Regions from separate parts of the Mus musculus genome. Here region 2 is linked to region 1. Evidence: chromatin loops called from intact Hi-C (ENCODE). Cell type or tissue: left cerebral cortex. All regions are shown on one strand.

Region 1 (2,500 bases):
TCTCAACGTTTCTTTTCAAACTATAAAAGAATAAGCATAGCATGACACATGAATACTAAAAAACATTCAAATATAGCAAATATGAAAATGAACACATACATACTTGTATATTATAAAATGGAAAAGACAGGTGGGGGGAAGAAAAATAGATAACAGGATAATTACCATTGAAAGAAAAGGGATGAGAGGAGAGTCTCTAGCCATTTCTATGTTTTATTCTTTTAAATTAAAACAAAACTAGGCTGTATTTCATAAAAATATTGGAAAACTGAAATATCCATTTATTTCAAAGTAAAGCCAAAGGATCATTAATAATTTAAAGCTCCTCTTCCATCATAGACAGCAACAAGAGCCTTCTGCCAGTGCCACTCCCAAGGACTCCTCACTAGCACTACTTCACCAGCAAGGTAATCTCAGAACGCCAAGCCTAGATAGTGATGGCTGCATGTAATGATTGAGATGCATTTTCTAAAAGGAACAAATTCAGTTCTGAAAACCAGATCTCCTACAACTGGTAGACAAACAGGCTGGCAATGACTCACTCCAGCCTACAGGACAGTAAAATGAAAATACATGGTCCACTCCTGAACAGTGCACTTGAAATTGCAATCAGAAATCCAAACCAAAAATTGTTTCTTCAAGAACACAGAAATAAGAGAAGACAGAAACAAATAAATAATTCAGTAAGTACTAATTATTTCATAAGGACAACTATCACTATTATGTTACATGACAAATATGCTTAGAAATCATTTAAAAAGTTAAATTCCTCAAATTTCAAAAAATCATATTCAAAGAGGCAAAATCACATACAAACAATCATCTACAATTTTCTTTAGAGTTGCCTGTGGTACTATAACTAAGAAAATAATGTATCTCCATGATCAGAGATATGATTTATCCACTCAATGGAAGAATTCACTTACTAAGATAAATTAAATGACTGTTCTCATCAATAAAACTTACAAGGCAAAAAAATATATCATTTCAAACACTAAAACACTAATTCTATTAGATTATTACAATCCTTTGGACCATTTTAACCTTTATTTAGTATTTTCAAAACTGGTAAAAATCTAAAATATAAATATTTAAGTCACTAAATGGCCTTCACATTATTGTTCACAGAATAAAATCTCTAATTGATTAATGATCTTAGGGTGTCTATCGCCATCTAGTGAACAATCACTTCAATTACTACACCATACACTTGACATTTGATACTTGTCTTCATAGTCTAAATATTTGTGCCCACTCAGTGTTACCCAGAAGTCTCACCCAATTTCATTTTTATGCCCCTTCAGGCTGACATTGGTAATAAAAGCAATTACAAATGGTAGTGTTACAGATTCACTTCTAAAAGTGTCTATAAAAGAAGTTTCTGTATTTCTTCTCTGGAAATGCTCAATTATTTTGAAATAATTTGTATACTGTGAGGTTCGTACATGAGGTTCCTTCAACAGCAACTAATGCCTCTATCATCAAGCAATTAAAATTATGGAATAATTGAAGTATCAAGTATTAAAAGATCACATCTGTGAAAAGGCAATATTTATTCCCATTTGACATACTTTTACTTTTGTTATAAATCTGATTTTTAAGAGTACAATCAGTAATTACTTCAGTATTCTAACAGCCATAATACATTTACTTACAGAAATTTTTAGGTCACCAGAGTCAAATCTGCATGATCCCAACAAAACTAAGCAACTAAGTACTCACAAAATCTACTTAAAAATAAAAAAGGAGGAAGACTTTAAGATCATACCAAAATGCAAAATTTCATGCCTCCCCAAATTGTACATTTATCCATATCCAAATGAAAAACCTTATAATTTTCTCAAAGTCATGTCAACAGGTTTCCTTCTCATTTCAACTTGAACATTAATTTAAATGGGAAGTTTAGATGCAAAAAACTATTAAGGTCTTCAGGCTACTGTATTATTTTGTCTAAACTATCTTACGAGCAAAGCAACAGTTCAGTAAGTTGCAAAGGTATTGCAAGTTCTCAACTTCATCTTTCCTACCTCTTTAGTAATTAAAAAGTGCTTGAGGCTGGGCAGTGGGGGGTGCATGCCTTTAATCCCAGCACTTGGGAGACAGAGGCAGGCAGATCTCTGAGTTCGAGGCCAGCCTGGTCTACAGTGAGCTCCAGGACAGCCAGAGCTACACAGAGAAACCCTATCTCAAAACAACAACAACAAAAATGCTTGACAGGTGTATATTTGCAATTAGAGCACATAAAGGGGCTTGGGTTCAAGGTCAACTTGTGGTATATGGTCATACACTATCTCAAAACACAATGAAAATCGTTAAAAACAACAGACTCCAAAATATATAGGAAAATGATAGTAAAACCAGAGAATAGTGTCAGTAATACTACCACCAAAACATTACCAATAATTTTTATTTTCGTAAATAACTTCTATAGAGATCTTTGGAGCTTCCAAAGTAAGAGTTGCAGAAAGCAGATATACTATATACTTATTGTTTCTCATTA
Region 2 (2,500 bases), 490 kb before region 1:
GTGAGGCAGCAGGAGAAGGTAAAACTTTGTATGTCAGTATCTACAGGGATTAGAATGATATAGTTTCATTTTCACTCTGGTCATTTTGAATATTCCTTTCCGGAAATGGAATTCTACAGCACCATCTACCACCTCCGCTCCTCACAGCTCGCTTAACTCAGCCCAGCACACAGGGCTACATTTTGTTCCTCTGCCTTGCCTGAAATGGATGCTTCTTTCTTCATTGTTTGGAAGAAAGAAATTGGAAGTGCCTTCTACCGAGAGGCTCTTAACAGATTGTGGGACTTCTGGTTTCTTTTCTGAGACACATGAAAATGTAAATCATCTTTCCTTCTACAGGCAAGGCAGCGTGACCCTGGAGCATACAATCAACTGCCCTCCCCTTCACGGGCCTCACCAGCCCACTCTCCCTCCTCTTTCACTGTGATTCGTTCTCTCTCTCTCTCTCTCTCTCTCTCTCTCTTCTCTCTCTCTCTCTCTCTCTCTCTCTCTCTCTCTCTCTCTCTCTCTCTCTCTCTCTCTCTCTCTCTCTCTCTCTCCACCACCCCCAGAGCCCTGGAGCTTGAAGGCAACAGCCAAACTCTTTTATATTTTGAAAGTAAGAATTGAAAGCTTGTCTGAGTTCAAAGAATCACTTGGTACTAAAAGGATATTTTTATGCATTCCACAGTGGAACAAATATTAAAAGATATACCAAAAAGAAAAAAAAAAGAAAAAGAAAAAGGAACCTGGACTCAGCCAAAGGAGCAGAATCTGAACATTCATGTTGTGTCTCCAGGAACTGCCAAATTCTTTGCCTTTCTCTCAGGACCGCTCTGTGGAGCTTTGAGTGACAGGCAGTATGGCACAAGCCACGATTTAAATTCTGCTTGCCTCATTCTTTGCATAGACAGCAACGGGCTGATAGAATGCAACTAAAAACATAATTCAGATGGGAAAATACAACATGATTTTCACAGAAAGAGAGGAAGAGCACAGAGACATGGCTTAATATAGCCAGCAGAGGGCGCGGCTTACACATGTAAGTATAAACAAACCGTCCCTCGAAGCTGTAAGGAGCTCCTGCGGTTTTTGTTACAGATTTTGCGTTTTTCGAGTAAACCACGTCCAAGCTCCCTTTAACAAAACTCTAGTATTGTCACATAGTTCTCGCCTCATGATTAAATAAGACTATGTCTACAGCCCCTTCGGTCACTCAAACTGCCACTCTTCTGCCCCCTGCTCTGGCATGGGAAAAAAAGTGGAGATACACTCCCTCAAAGGACAGCTTCCCAGAAAGAGTGACCTGTATTCCCAAGCAGCCTTCATTTGTTTAAGAGACTTGCACCTAGAATTTCTTGATCAAAGCTAATGTGCTGTAAATTTCTTCATTTAACAGACTTAGTCTGTTCAACTCTTGACACTGGGAATTGGGATTTCCCAGAACTATTAGCACTGCACAGTAGGCATTCCATGCCAGCCAAGAACCGGGGATTAACAGGTATTTGTCTCAGCTAATTTCACTCTCTATACCGGCTCTATAGAGACTAGAGCTTCTTGGCGGAGTGTGTGCCACCCTGCTAATTGGCTACGAATGTAACTACTCCCGAATGCCAATGGAGCTGGGCCTGAAGAGGCTAGAGGCAAAAGATCCTTATGATAGACATACATTTGAGGCTGGTTGATGGCACAGTAAATGTAGATGGTTCCTTTGCCAACCTCTACCTCTTGCTGACTATCAAATGCCCATCCCGATAGATCATGGGGTGATGTTTTTGTTTTTTTTTTTAATGCACATTCATATACATACAATCAGTGACAGTTGAATCCTCAAAATCCTGTACTAACAAGGAATTTTCATATGCAAAATCTTGTAGAAACAAATATTTACATAGTGTCTATTCAGAATGCATATACTGAATCGTAAGGCTTATAGGTAGCTTCCATAGAGCACCCAATTTCCTGAGTCAAAGAAAAGCATTATACATATCAGGATAGGAACAGAACACAAGAATTATTTCTGAAATAAAGATTGTATACAAAAGGAAAGTTGTTACTGCTTTCTCACATGTCCTATTCTTCTCCTTGCTAATAATTAATCTCCTAATAACATGTACTACTTCTAAAGCTTGTGAAACAGGAATTGAAGAGTCAAATATTAAATGATACTATGTATATGCATTATCTGTTGTTAGATAATACATTCTGCTGAGTGTAGCAGCTGAAAACAACAGTTATTACCTTCCGGTTTCTATAATCAACCAGGTTCAATCCAGGAGCAGCTAAGCTGGTGGCAGTGTTTCAGTCGCTTGTAAGGCTGCAATCAAAGGGTTGGCCAGAGGTTTCAAGGCCCCAATGACTGGCAAATGTACTTCAAAGATTATTCACATAGCCGATGGTTAAGCCACAAAAGATCTGTTTCTAAGCTCACTAGCTGGAGCTTCTCTGCATGGTTACCTCATATGCTGTGGATTGAATCTTTGTGTCCACACCTCCTATGTTAAGTCCCTAACCCCCAGTA

The links. A loop is a pair of places that touch in the nucleus more often than their neighbours do. Peaks named below come from ENCODE experiments on the same cell type or tissue, not always from the same donor. Only the 100,000 strongest peaks of a DNase experiment are listed, where the experiment ranks them.
Region 2: a loop joins it to region 1, with 15 times the contacts of the local background. A loop is called at or near these places in 17 of 42 quality-filtered maps.

What each region holds. Positions count from the first base shown.
Region 1 is chrX:93,556,192-93,558,691 of GRCm38, forward strand. All of the region lies in intron 26 of Pola1 (polymerase (DNA directed), alpha 1), which reads right to left. Among named protein-coding and RNA genes, the nearest start is that of Pola1, 75 kb to the right of the region's middle. In left cerebral cortex, a CTCF peak has its summit at 1,186 (motif pointing left); no DNase peak of the experiment used is centred here.
Region 2 is chrX:93,068,930-93,071,429 of GRCm38, forward strand. No RefSeq gene overlaps it. Among named protein-coding and RNA genes, the nearest start is that of Gm38657, 12 kb to the left of the region's middle. In left cerebral cortex, a CTCF peak has its summit at 1,002 (motif pointing right); DNase peaks (open chromatin) are centred at 233 and 994; H3K4me3 peaks cover 664 bases; H3K27ac peaks cover 245 bases.